Regions from separate parts of the Homo sapiens genome. Here regions 1 and 2 are each linked to region 3. Evidence: chromatin contacts called from ENCODE Hi-C or POLR2A ChIA-PET data. All regions are on one chromosome and are shown on one strand. The core of a region is the stretch at or near the end of the contact, and the rest is flanking DNA. Distances in the headings are between cores, read along the strand shown.

What was found. A loop is a pair of places that touch in the nucleus more often than their neighbours do. ChIA-PET counts read pairs that join two places held with the same protein, here RNA polymerase II (POLR2A). Pooled maps may share reads with other maps.
Region 1: a loop to region 3 is called in a map of endothelial cell of hepatic sinusoid, with 6 times the contacts of the local background. The contact joins the promoter of MLN here to the enhancer-like site in region 3. A Hi-C loop is called at or near these places in 3 of 168 maps with a recorded cell type or tissue (HepG2, endothelial cell of hepatic sinusoid and endothelial cell of umbilical vein) and 1 of 50 pooled maps. POLR2A ChIA-PET finds 5 or more read pairs at or near these places in 2 of 52 experiments (Panc1 and activated T-cell).
Region 2: a loop to region 3 is called in a map with no recorded cell type, with 5 times the contacts of the local background. The contact joins the promoter of LINC01016 here to the enhancer-like site in region 3. A Hi-C loop is called at or near these places in 9 of 168 maps with a recorded cell type or tissue (CD4-positive, alpha-beta T cell, CD4-positive, alpha-beta memory T cell, CD8-positive, alpha-beta T cell and 5 more), 5 of 37 single-sample maps with no recorded cell type and 13 of 50 pooled maps. POLR2A ChIA-PET finds 5 or more read pairs at or near these places in 13 of 52 experiments (AG04449, CD4-positive, alpha-beta T cell, CD4-positive, alpha-beta memory T cell and 10 more).

Annotation. Positions count from the first base shown.
Region 1 is chr6:33,801,163-33,805,787 of GRCh38, forward strand. It overlaps MLN (motilin), which reads right to left and starts at 2,841. Exons shown (of 5, transcript NM_002418.3): 1 at 2,791-2,841; 2 at 1-8. The coding sequence starts at 1. It overlaps LOC105375024 (a long non-coding RNA gene), which reads left to right. Exons shown (of 3, transcript XR_926707.3): 2 at 305-745; 3 at 1,317-1,864.
Region 2 is chr6:33,894,060-33,898,652 of GRCh38, forward strand. It overlaps LINC01016 (long intergenic non-protein coding RNA 1016), which reads right to left and starts at 2,848. Exons shown (of 3, transcript NR_038989.1): 1 at 2,760-2,848. The region is part of intron 1 of LOC105375026 (a long non-coding RNA gene); the gene reads left to right.
Region 3 is chr6:33,838,042-33,842,500 of GRCh38, forward strand. No RefSeq gene overlaps it. Among named protein-coding and RNA genes, the nearest start is that of MLN, 36 kb to the left of the region's middle. RefSeq lists enhancers at 975-1,909, 1,606-2,805, 2,845-3,779. Within about 2 kb of position 2,175, at least 11 of the 41 ENCODE cell types and tissues checked have a DNase peak (open chromatin) inside an H3K27ac peak, as active enhancers do; they include Panc1 and endothelial cell of umbilical vein, where a contact is called at or near this core.

The DNA of each region.
Region 1 (4,625 bases), core at 1,591-4,090, 36 kb before region 3:
TCTTGGAGCTGGACAATGACAAGGAGCTCTTGTCACTAAGTTTGGGGTACAGTGGCAGACTGCTGTGTCCGAGGCAGGGGCCCTCAGTTCTGGCCCATGCCCTACCTCTAGCTGTGTGATCTTCAGCCAAAGCTCAGCCTGTCTGGATTTGGGCCTGGTATCAGAGCTTGAGCAGATGAGCTCTGAGCACCTTTCTGCCCCAGAGCTGTGGCAGCTGGCCAAGCTCCTGGGAAAGGCCATCCAGCTCCCTGCCACACACCAGGGAGGAATCATTTCACTTGTCCACCCTTCTCTTTTGTTACAGGTAAGGTCTTCTGGGGTCAGCTGGACTCATAAGGCAGGAGGGACCTCATCTTTCAGAGAAGGAATGCCTAGATTATCAACAGAACTGTGCCCCAAGACCCAGAGAGACCTCCCTGCCCCAGTGCCTATTAGAATGACAAAAGGGGTGGACCCAAGCCCAGATGACCAGGGCTCTGCCTGGAAGTGCCAGGCCAGGACCCTGGGTCTGTAGAGCCTCTGCCATTGCAAAGGATGAGCCAGATGGAAAAATTCAGCATGGAGCTGTATCCCTGAGCCAAGAGGGCACCCCCTTCCCCGTTGGGGGAGCGATGGCTTGGGAACAAGCCCCCCGCCCCGTGCTCCAGTGCATCTAGCTGCCTTTGGCCACCATCCTGAAACAGCAGGGAGCAGGCTTCCTCTTTCCTCACACCCTGGAACCCAGTGATTGCTGACCAGGAAGCAGGTATGTGTGGAATGGCTGGTAGGACATTGGGCTTTAGTGGGCTTTTGGAGCTCGGGTCCTGGCAGGGAGCAGGTAGGCATGGTGACTGCAGGGGTGCAGAGCCTTGAGAAAGGGTCCACTGGGCAGACTTTGGGCAGGGACAGGGTGGTCCTGGGGTGGGGGTGGGATGGCCTAGCTGAGTGCCAGCCAAGGTTGACTCATTCAAAGGCAGCAGGGGCTGGAACCTTGGCCTTTTGAGGCCCAGTGCTTTTCCCAATACCCCACTCTACGTTGCCTCTGCCCATAGTAGGCAGAGGAAGGCACAGGGGGCAGGCCTGTTGAATGCATCTTGGGCACCACTGTTCCTGCGCTGGGTGGACTGCTGAGTGCAGGGGCCAGGCCTCCAAGCAGGGAGGGGAGGCCGGGACAGCCCCTCCAGCAGTAGGGGTAGGGGTGGAGGTAGTTACAAGGTTTCAGATAAAGCGCTCCTCCAGTCCCCAGGCAGCCTGGATTCTGTCGGCAGGAGAGGGTCTGCCCTGGAAAGGCCTCGGGGCTTCTCTGCAGGTCTCAACCTGGCTCCCCCTTTGAACAGAACCTTCCAAGGCTGCAGGCTTGCATCCTGCCTCTCAGCCAAGACCTGTCTCCTCAGTCATCTGAAACCACCCTACCACGCCAGACGCTCCCTCTGCCTTCTTGCTATTCCAGCTCTCTCTTCTTCCCACTTCCTATTTTCTCTCCATTTTGTTCAAACTCCATGAACAAGAACAACAGAGCTCAGACAGCGAAAGCCTCCCCATCCCAGCTGTATGCAAATTCCCAGCAGGCTGAAAGGACCACCCGCCCACCCAAGACCACCTCCCAGGAAGCCGAGGCCTTGTGTGCAGCCCCAGAGGAGCTTGAGCTGAACGGAGAATGGGTTGAGGTGGGTGGGACCCATCACTGTTCTTCCCTTCTCATTCCTGCGCGTTCCCTGAAGAGTCTCTGGGGCCTGCTTTTCCCCCCAGCAGAGACGGATGTGTCACATTTATGGCATCCCATTTCCTTCACAGAGAGGCTATAGATCCTGTTTCATTCTGGTGTATTTAATTCACTCCATAGGAATCAATAAAAACTTTAAATTAAAAAAAAGGCAAAATCCAATTGCTTCTCATTTTCTTGATCCAACTGGCAGTCGGCATGTCACCTACGTTCATGTGTGTTCTGGTGAGCTGGAGGTGGGAGAAGGAGCTTTTCATTGTACAGTGAGGCACTAACTTTCCTTTCCCATCATCAGAGATGGGGGGCTTCAACCTTCAAGTGTCCAGCTCTGCATGAAGGGGGTGACCGTCTGCCCTCCCTTGCAGCACCCCTGGCCGGGCTAGCCTTGCCTCCCCATGTGCTCTCCCTCGGGGTCAACTTTTTCTTTTCCTTTTCTTTTCTTCTTTTTTTTTTTTTTTTCTGAGATGGAGTCTCGCTCTGTCTCCCAGGCTAGAGTGCAGTGGCGCGATCTCGGCTCACTGCAACCTCTGCCTCCCAGGTTCAAGCGATTCTTCTGCCTCAGCTTCCTGAGTAGCTGGGACTACAGGCATGTGCCACCTCGCATGGCTAATTTTTGTATTTTTAGTAGAGACAGGGTGTCACCATATTGGCCTGGCTGGTCTCAAACTCCTGACCTTGTGATCCGCCCACCTCAGTCTCCCAAAATGCTGGGATTACAGGCATGAGCCACTGCAGGGCCAAATTTTTCTTACCTTTCCAGAGCAAAGCCACCATGCCAAGAGGGGCCCTGCGCCCATGATGAGCTCTGGCTTGGGTTCCCGGCCCACCGTGGATGTGCCAGACCCACCCACAACAGCCTCTGCTTTGCCAGGAGTTGTACCCACCTGCTTGCCTCCAGCGTCTGTGCCTCAGCCCTGCCTCTGCTCACTGATGCCCTGGGAATCAGCGCGGGCACTCAGTGCGAAGCCCGGCTGGGCACTGGAAGGTGGCAGAGGGCCCTGGACCAGGCTGGCTCTGGCTTGCACCAGCGTTCTGCTTTAGGGCTTATGCTGACCACTCCCCACCCACTTTCTCCAAGGGCTACTTACGGCGTGCACGTGGTCTGAGTGGGTCTGGAGGAGTCTCTCTGCTTGTCTTCTGGTGTCCGGCTGATCTGACGGGTTCTTATATACCTCCCAACCCTGGGAGCTGCCCTTGGAGCCCATTAACCTTTGACCACAGCTTTGGGGGCCCTCAGAGGGGGAGCCTGGATTCTTGAAGCTCGTGGAAACTCCAGGCAGGGCTAGCCACGCTATGGGCTTCCAGGGCTTTCCTGGAAGGAACAGCGACAGTCAGGGTTCGGTGGAAGCTAGCCCCCACCCAGATGGCATTCTCCCGTCCACTGAAAACTCAGCTGCCTCTCAGAGGTCATTTTAACAAAGCCTTTTCTTTTTTTGTTCCTTAAATATATGACATTGGTGAGCGTCTGCAGGCCAATGCTCTAGTGATCAGATTTTCTGTCGGCCTGTCAGAGCGCTGTATTAGAAAGATAACTTCTCTTCAGTCTTCCCCCTGAAGCCCCTCATGAAAGAAAGTGTTCAGGAGTTTGTGACAGCATTTCAGTGGATTAATGAAAATAAAACTACTGAGTCCAGACCCAAGGCTGTGTGGGGCCAGATGCCGCGAAGGAACCGAGGAAATGCAGAGGGGTGACAGTGTAGGAGGTCTGCACGCTGCAGCCTAAACGGGGAGAAAGACACCTACCTGGACAATGTTTCATGGTAATCATGCAATTCAAACAGTATGTGTAAAGATTCAAAGAGGGAAGAGGGAAGAGGTGAATGTGATCTGGAGTCAGACCTGGCTCGCTGTTGCTGGGGCTGGGCGGGGCCAATTCCAGAGCGCAGCATTACCCAGGAAATGCTGAGCACGAACGTTCTGATTAAACGCAGCAACCCCGTGAGGTGGGTGCATTTATTTCCCCCATTCAATAGATAAGGAAACGGAGGCACTGCTAAATAGCTCATCTGTGACTCCTCTGCAAGGTGTCTTTATACTAGGGTGAAGGCCAGACGTGGCCAGGTGCAGCAGAGGGCAGGAGTGAGGGCTTCTGGAGATTTGGGGCACACACAGGCTTAGAATGGTGTCACAGGAGGTCCCCTGTGTGGGCTGGGAGCCGCTCAGTCGGGTCTGAGTGTGGGGACCCTTAGCAACCAAGCAGAAGGATTTAGATTTGATGGAGGAAATGGAATATTGGGCATCTTCATGATACCTTGAAGGGGATGTTAGGGCAAAAACATCACTCTGGAAGATGTCTAGTTTTCTGGGTACCGGTCATGGACCAGGCAGAGGCTGAGGTGGGGTACAGTCTGGGTGTGGAATCCCGAGGGTCTGGGTGGGCAGTGGCCATTTTCCCAGGCGACATACGTTGGCCAGTAGCACCTTCCCCACACATCCAGACGCTGCCTCACACATCCAGAGGGGCACTATTTCTTGCCCAGGAGACCCTGCCTAGCCAGTCCTTGGGTCTGCTCTGGCCCTTCCACTCAGAAACAAATGTTTGCAGTGCTTCAAACCCAACACAGATAATTTCTACCTTCCCTACTCAGCAAGGCTTAATGAAAACAGATGGCAGCTCAGTGTCCTCGCTTCCTGCCAGCAGGGTCTCTGTGTACAGCACCCACATTAGAACTCCAGCACACTGGACCAGCGGCTGTTGTGAGATGTGCAGTGTGGCTCTGAAGTCTGAGACTTACATCAGGAATTAAAGCTCCAAATGCCGGGGGTTTGCAGCAGAGTTACCATCCCTTAACCTTGGGCCTCATTGGAGTCTGACTGTCCCTGTTTCAAGAGGGGCTTTTGGGAAGAGGTCGCTAGGCTGGGCAAGGTGGCTCACACCTGTAATCCCAGCTTTTGGGAGGCTGAGGCAGGAGGATTGCTTAAG
Region 2 (4,593 bases), core at 1,598-4,097, 57 kb after region 3:
TCAGCAAAGGGGTGCTGCAATCTGTCAGCAAAGGGAAGAGGGGAAGTTTGGGGTCTTAACTGGCTCTCTACTAAGATACCCAGAGGAATGCCTTCATTTGCATAATAAACCAGAGGAAAATTTGAGTCTGCCCCTGAGTTCCAAAGGTTCTGGGTACCAGGGCTTGAATCCAGCAGTGTGACTATTCGTGCCTCAGTTTTTTCATCCTGAAATTTGGAAAGTCGTTCTTTCCATTGTGATATTCTCTAGCTAGAACCCAGAGAGGATAAGAAACTGCCTCATGGTAGCCTCCCAGGGGAGAAGGTTCTAGTAGGAGATGGCCTCAGAGCAAGGACTTCCAGCCTCCCATCCTCTGGTGGTCTGGGAGGATCACAGGATGTCAAGGCCTTGCTCCTGTGGCCTTGATTCAGATTAGCTGTGGTTCAAGACTGCCTGTGTGGCACATGTGGATACGTGCAAGGTCGCTGAGGCAGTGCTGTGCCCTTAAAGTTTATCTGCTTTTCCAACCCAAAAGCAGACTCCCTAAAGGGTAGGGAATGCCTCATTACTCACTGGGCCCTCCTGCAGCTCCTGGCATGGAACTGACACATAGTTGGCACTGGCAATGCACATACTTACTAGATGTTAAAGAAGTCCAGAACCAGAACCAGAGGCACATAAATAGGATCTGCATCAGCAGTGGGTTAGAGAAAGGGTGGGAAACTAAGTGAAATCTTAGAATGCATCCAAGGAAGTAGATCAATTTGAGCTTTAACTACTGGAGAATGGCCCCTGAGAAGGCCCCATTTGTTCACACGTATAGCTAATTGTATATACCTTTGAGGAATGCAAGAGCCGGCAGGAAATTCCCCTCCTCCTGAACCACAGAGTATTTCTGGGTGGGCATCGATTGTCTATGGGCCATGGCGTAAGACCCCCACCCCCCGACCCCCCGGCAACAAAAGTATCTTCTTGCTCCCTAAAAAAAAATGTATGGAGACTACATATCCTTGCCTGTCTAGTCAGCCTTGGTTAATTTCATAAAGTAAAGGGGCCCTGAGCCTGCCTGCCCGGCCGAGTTTAGAGTTGAAAGGGAAACGTCTTTGAGGTGGAAACCAATTGCATGGATCAAATGGTCCTGATGGTGCATAGAGCCTTAGGTTTGGAAAGAAGTGAAGGGCCTTGCCGCCTTGCTGGGGACTTGAGCCTCTCAGCCATTGGTGCTCTCTGGAGCTGCCCGCCCACCAGGGGCAATGGCCCTTGTTGGCCTCCAGGCCCCCTCCTTCCCTGGATGCTGTGCTGTTCTCCTCTTGGTCTTGTTTCATTGGCTGTGGCAGAAACTTTGGTCCCAACAAGGCCCAGGAAACAGACCCTAGCAAAGACCTGAGGCAACTGGGTGCCCCAGGACCACAGGAACTCATGTGTGCTGTGAGGGCTTTAAGAGCTTTGAAGTGGGGAGTCTCTGACGTGGATCAGGGCTATGGGTGCTGATGCTGTCAATAAGCCACACGCAAAGGTTGGGTCAATATGACTGCTTCTCAGACCCTCTTCGGAGGCAGACTCTCCCTCACCTGCCTGGCCAAATTCCCTCTGGGCAGAAGGACCCTAGGGAGCTTTTCCTGGCCCATGTGGCAGAGGCCCAGGCTCCCACTCAGACAATGACCCCTTGCTTTGCCCACTGAAAGAAGTCCCCAGAAGATGAGCTCTGTTACAAGCAGAACAGAAAAGAAACAGTGGGATTAGGGCTCCAAAAACCCTCCAGAACTATCAGAGAATTCTGGACAGTGGTCCCTGATGGCATCTGTGTTAGGGGCTGGGAACAAGAACCCCTCTCACAGGCACCTCTACAGGCGGGGTTAAGACTGTCAAATACTGGCCGAGGCCAAGGGAGACTCTGTCATGTCTGAGGCCATAGGCATGTTTTCTTCTGGACTTCAGCGAGAGGCAGAGCCCCCAGCCCCATGCAGTCACCTCAGCTCTGCCTGAGAAGAAGCGAGGGAAGCCCATTCCTCCCCATCAGTTGGCCTCTGGGGAGGCAAAGTCAAGTATGTGATGGTTCCTTACCTGTGCAGGGAAAATGGAACTTGGGAGTCAGCTGTCTGAAGGCATCACGCCTTGTATGACCCTTGCAAGCCCAAGCTACCTACCTGTTCCTGTACAGAAACCCTCCCTGGCCTCATCCTGTGGGTGGCAAACCCACATATTCAGTTATTGCTGTTTTCTTCCTTCCTTGGATACTTGTCTCCAATAAATATTTACAGTGGGACCCACAGATGAACCTTAGCCCCAAACATAAGATAGCTATGTCAAAAGGGGTCCTGGGACAGTGATACCCCAGGGGGGTCAGGCAAAAACAGAAGCAAGCCTCTTGGCCACCTCCTCCCTTAGCCTTCTGCGTAAAGATGGACTTGCAGGAGGAGAACACACCCTGCAACTACAGAACCTCATGGTACGGAACCACCAGGGGATCCTCGCCCACGGCCCTGGGTGGAATTGATGTTGGGAAGATAGATTAGTAGTGAGGCGCATCACCCCACTGTGACTCACCTTCTTCTGCCCCCACGCCTGTCCTTCAGACCATCTCCCTGCTGCGGCAGAGCCACTGAGTTCAGGGAGCAACTGTGGGCAGATGAAATTGGGCTGTGGTGGGTGTGGGAATCCCTGTGGACTTCCAAAAGCACTTCGGTTTCTGCCCTGCTTGGCGTGGTTCCAGAACCCAGGGTGGTGGCGAGGTGGGAGCTGGCAGAGCGCAGGGAAGAAGTTCCAGGATCAGAGCTCACCTTTCTGTTCTTCACCCTGATCTGTTCTTCCCTGATCAGTCCTCCCAGACTGCACTGGAGAGTGAGGCCTTTGCCTGTTCGGATTTGCTGCCTCGTGTGTTTCAAGCTGCCCACACTTCACAGGCTGCTTCGAAGCCCTCCCTACCCACCCCGTGAGAAACGCCCCTGGGGAGAGGCAGAGATGGGTCTTTTAGTCTTGCAGCCCTTGTTTGTTTAAAATGTCAGGCTGACTTCTTCTCAATCCCAGAAATATTTTACTGGCATGGCTTCAGCAAACATGACTCAAAGCCTAGAAGGACATGGCCAGATCTCACTGAGTGACCATTTAGTCCAACCTGAGGACTGATGTTAGGAGGAAAAATTCTTTCTCCAGGTCAAATTAGACTTCTGCAGATCAAATAGGATACCAAGAGAAGGAGGCACTTTGGCCAGGATGGGGAGGGGCTAAAGAGCAGGAAACAAGCTTGGGGCGAGCTGGAAATATGTGTAACACAGGCTTGTAGGAGCACAGGCTTCCAGTGGCAGGGAAATCTCCAATTGGGTGTGTAGTAAAGACTTAAACCTGTTAAAATAAATTGATTAGCCAAAGATCTCTGCTCAGTGCTCTTTAAACTCTAACATCTGTTCCCAGTAAATAATTCACATAGCAGATATTAACTAGGAGGCTTAAAAGGAGGAGATGGCAGCTTAAAACATGCACTGAGATGCCTCTTTGCCTAAGAAATGCACACCCAAACCCACACCCAGGTGTTAAGGAAAAAGTGCTGATGGTGCTGCTTCCTCCCTCTGTCCCTTGTTCCAGGCTGCACACCTGGTCCTACCCCTGTCCCTAGTAGGCTGGCATCTTCACAGCTCCTTCCTCCCACCCCAGGACAAGGGCCCCTGGAACACTGGCCCGCAGCCACAATAAGGGTGTCCATGGATTCCTAGGACTACAAGTGGTGGAAGGCAGCCCCTTCTCCAACCCTCCCTGTCACACATACACCCTCCCCTGCAGCAGGCAGACAGCTCTTGTTTGCTGAGGCTCTGCTGGAGTCCTCCTTACCTGTCCCTCACCAAGGGACAGATGCACCTCCGATAATGGGCAGAAGTTGGGTGTCAGTGATGGGAAGATTCTAGACCACTCCCTAGGAGATAGCCCCTTCTCTTCCCTTAAGCATCTCCCTCCCGACTTGGTTTTCTGGATATTCCAAGAATATCCTTTTCCTTGCCTCCTTTGCTCAGCAGTTTCCTGCGGAGTTCCAGTGTCTTCAGCAGATCACCATTGCTTTCAACTTTGGAAGGAGCAGGCCTTCTGGGGACACCCAAGACATTCCTGGGCAGAGTAGGTGGCTAGCTTCTCCAGGTAGGGCAGCCCAGCTCCTGTCTGCATGGAGTTGGAGCTGCCACCACCAGGCCTGGTCAGGGGCCCAGGGTAAAGCTAGTTCATACTGTCTTTTCTGGGTGAATAGTTCGAGCTCACTGAGACTACCTGGGAATTGAGAAGATGCACAGGAAAAGTACTTTATACCCTCGGATGTCTACTCTCTATCAAACATTGCAAGAGTTTTGTAAGGACAGGGTGGCCTGGCTCCACACTCACTGGCAGGTGCTGCCCTCAAGGGGCTGCTCCTCCTTTCAGGTAGAAGAGGGTTTCTCAGGTTCTGCTGGTGAACCAAGGTCGCTGAGTACCATCTTCATTGGCACTGTAGCCCGTTTGACCCAAGGCTAGAATCCAGCCCGGGCGGGGACAATGCTTTCTGGCTGGCACCCAAAGCAACAGGTGGGAGAGCTCTGGTGGGAGTCATGTGTCTGCCCAGGTGAAAAGATTCCAGAAATTACCCACACATCATTT
Region 3 (4,459 bases), core at 925-3,424:
GGCTGGTGTGGTGATGAAGGTAGAGGAGTGGGTTGAAAGGTAGGAATGACAAGCAAGGGCCACATCTGAGAGGAGTCTCAGGGGATGGAGCAGCAGATCTCATAGACTGGGGAGGGGGCTGTGACACAGACAGGGAAGGCGGCAGGAGGCAGTAGTTTGCGGGCAGAGGGAGGAGGGGTCATTCCCTTGGAGACATCCTGAGTTGAGGCGATGGAGATGAGTCCTTCATTAGCTTTTGAGGCTCTGTGAGGCTCTGTGAGGCTCTGGCCAAGTCGACCCTGAAGTCAGACTGGGCTAAGATCTTCTCCAAGGCAGAGGAGCAGAGAGAGCCTGTCTTGTCTTCCTGACACATTGTGGAATGCAGCCTCCCTTTCCCGGGTCTCCCTGCGGATTGCATGCCAGGGCAGGCGGGTGTTTGGCCTGGAGTGTGTGCTCCCTCCCACCTCCCCGCCTCCCCACGCCTGCCGGAGTGGTAGTTCCTTCATCTTCCAGGAGCGGGGAGTAGCAGCAGATGAACTCTTTAACAAGCAAAAGGGAGAGAGCAGTTCCACAGGCAAGGGTTTCTGCTGAGGGAGCTGCAGCCACAAGGCCGAGCAGCTCCTGGGGTTGGCATCTCTCAACCCCTCAGTCCTGCCCTGGGCTAGCAGCCTGCAGGCAGGGCCCCCTGTCAGGGGGAACTGAGCCTCAGTGCACCTCACCCCAGCGAAAGTTCCCCCAGGGAACCTGCAGCCACAGTGTTTGTGTCACAACTGTATTTTGAAGAGAGGGACATTCTAGGTACTCCGGTTTTATTAATACAAGATGCTGGGATCCCCAGAAATTAGCTCAAGGAGAGACAAAGACTTCAGCCTCCCCTGAGAGCTGATCAGAGATGGCTGTGCTGACCCAGGGTAGGTAGAGACTGGGAGTGGGTGAGGTCCACCCCACCACTGACTTCCCCACTGGATGGAAGCCTCCGTGGCTGCTGGCTGCTCCTGTTATAAGAGGCCCTGTGAGAATGTAGGGAGAGCTGGGCTTCATCTCACAGCCCCTAAGATCCACCCCCACTCCTCTTCCCCAGACAGGCACATGCACGTGCATACGTGCGCACACACGCAGAGTCATGCACCTCGCTCTTCAGTCCTCGCTCCCCTTCCACTGCCCCTCCTGTGTTTACACAGCTTCCCCCCAGGCGAGGCCTTAACTGAGAGCAGTCAGCCCACACTGGCTGCAAAAGATGGGCCACGTCGGCCTGTGGGGTCTCTTGGGAATCTGGAATTGGGCTCTGAGATATGTGCTTGGACTCAGCATCCATTCCTTGCCTTCTGCTGCTGCAGAGGCTACAAAGCTAACAACAGTGTGGCTCCCGTGCACCTAGGGTTTTTGTTAATGAGCTAGGTTCTGCTGAATGCAGACACCCACATGAGGCCTGCAGGGCAGAAGTGAGGCAGAGCCAGCTTCCTCATCCGTTAGCTATTCGCCGGTGGCAGGTAGGCTCATGGACACACGAATTTTCCTTCATGGCATTCCAATGTCCAGGCACCAGCTTTATGGGGCCCAGACGTCATATGGTGGTGACAGCAGCTTCAGACGATGGATGGCAGCTAGAGTGGTGTGTTCGGTGGTGGCTCTGATTCCTCCCCTTCCTGATGGGGCCAGTTCAGCTGTTCCATACTCATTCCTGGGTGCAAGCCTAATGCCAACTGCTACAGCACCTCCAATGACTTTTTAAGCACCTAATTCCCCATGTTAATTGCCTCTCTGCTTCAAATCCCCACATGCCTTCTGTTTCCTGCACTTAAACCCTGATTGAAACAGATACAAACGCACTTTGTACAAACAGTCGGACTTTTAGCACTAATCTAACAGGTCATGAGAGGCCCAGGCCAGGGCAACCAGGAAGGGCTCCACAAAAATGAAATCGGGAGCACAGAGGTCTGCAGAGAGGGCCCCCCTACACACACACACCCCTCCCATGCAGAGGGGAGCTTTCTCCCTTCCTGATGCTTCCGCATTTGGGGTCCTGGGCCACAGGTAACCTTGTGTGACATGATAACATATAGGAATGTTAATTCATATTCCACGGCTCCTCTCCATCCCCAACCTTGGCCGCTTCCGTTCAGTAGTCAGCAGGACAGCTCAGCTGTAGTCTCAAGGAAGAGATGACTCAGCATAAAGAGAGAGACAGCAGTCTGTGCTTGGGTTCTGAGTTTCCAAACCCAGGCCTCAAGGGGAAACGGAAATGACTCATGTGGATAAACAGTTTGGTAGCTTGGGGGCATGTGGGATGACAGAGAGCAAGTGTGGCATCTTCCTCCCCTCTTCCACGCACACACAGAGGTTTCTGGATCCAGAGTTAAGGGAGAGGCAGGGGAAAGTAAGCAGGGTCTGGATAGTTTGGCCTCTCAGAAAGATGAGTCCTGAGGTTACCTGGGACCTTTCAGCTTGGCTCACTCTGCTACCTCATTGGGTTGCTCAAGGTCCCAATTCCAAATTCCTTGCATCTAATTGGCATAGCTCATCTTTTTCAGGCAGGTCCCAAGTCAGAGGTCAGGGCCAGGCTATGAGGAGATAGTCTGGCTCACGTGACCGCCTCTGGCCTAATCAGCTGTGGCCAGGAGCTGCGTCACATGGACTGAGGAATGGGGTGTCTGAGGCTGGGCAGGGCAAAGGCAGGGAGAGGGTTCTCCTAGAACGGGAACAGCTCCTGGCACGGAGAGACAGTACCTCAAGGCAGGGCCTGCAGGTTATAGGTGTTTTGGTGACTCCTTCACCTCATCAGTCTGTAATGGAGCCACTAAGGTGTCAGCTCCAGGAACTAGGAGTTGCGCCAGATGGAATATTTATTTGCTTTTGAATTCTTCCGTGTTGCAAGAAACTACTGCTTTGTTAAGAATTCCAGGTATTCCAGCTGTAAATTTCATGCTCCAGTCTCTGTTAATGCAGTGCAAGTTTGGGCCTGTCACCTGATTGTACTGTGCCTCAGTTTCCCAACTTATAAATAATACACCTCTTGGGAGGCTTCTGTGAAATTCATCAGCATAAAAATGCTATGGAAAAGCCTAAAGGAGACCCTACAAATGCAAGGAATGGTCAGTCCTCCTCCTCCCTGTCTCTCTTCCAGTTAGGTCCCCAGTCCCAGGCCCCCACTCCCATGCTACCCATGGCCCCCTCAGACCCTAGGTGGAGAGAGGAGGAGACCCCTTCACCCCTGGGGCAGGCACAGTGAGGGGCCCAGGCTGGGCAGGGCAGTGAGGTTCTGATGAGCCTTTCCTGTGATGGATGGCCCGCCAGCTGGAGCTGCAGTTCCAATTTGCTCCACATTTGGACAGCGCTTTACCCACAATTCAGCTTCTCAGGCCCACAAATCACTCTGCACAATCAGACCAAGGAGGCAGTGGGGAAGACAGGAGAAAGAGGTCCAGCAGCTCCTGGAGGACCCCGGGCTGGGGAGAGGGGCTGTGGGGTTGGAGTGCACACTATGTGAGGTCTGGATCCATCCTGGGCCCCCTTTCCTTCCAAGCCCATCTCCTGCAAGCTCTAGCCACCCCACGGTTCCAGATGGCATGCTTCATTGGGTCCTAGCCTTGTGCCCTCTTCCCAGCCCCCACTTCCCCCTGGAAACAAGAACAAGGATCCCTGCACTTATTGTCCCACTGCCCCAGACCATCTTCTGTCCAGCCCAGTGCAGCTCCAGCTATGTTGCAGAATCTCCAGGGCCTCCCACTGCCTCCCACCCCTCCATGGGACAGACCCACGCCACTTCCAGACCATAGAAGTTAGGACTAGTCAAACAGTCATTCACTCATCCTTTCACTTATTCCTTCCAAAAACATTGATTGAACATTCACTATGTCACAATGGTGAGCAAAACCTTGGAGCCCGTAGTCCAGTGACATTAACGAAACAATTAGAGAATTGTACAACTTCAAACCAAGACAGTGGCTGAGGAGAAAAAGATCCTGGGAGCAATGAGGGCATGGAAGTGAGGGGTCTACCAGGGTCTATGGTCTCTCTTAACTCCCTTCCTTTCAAGCTTTGTTTAGGCTCACCTCCTCCAGGAAGCCTTCCCTGATTGCTGCATCCATCTATTATTAATGGGTACTTCATGGTGGGTCTCTGGATTCAAGACCCTTCCGGTGTCTTGCCTTTCTGTTAAGTCCCCCATAGGTGAAGACACTCTGAATACACAGGGTCGGCCTACCCAAGTGTGGCCTAGGTACCACCAGTGCCTCCTCAGGACTCAGCTCAGAGGCTTTCTCCACCAGGAAGCCTTCCCTGGCATGTGACCTGGTCCTGGAGACCCTCTTCTGGCCTCCACAAGTCCCTGGACCCAGAGGGCATTGGCACTGCCCCCCTCACCTCCACCAAATGCCTCAGGGGCACCAGCTTTACTCTAGGGGATGCAAAGAGCTCTCCTGCAGTCCTGTGCCTGCCCCCTTCTTCCCCCATCTCTGCCCTCTGCTAATGATGATGTAGA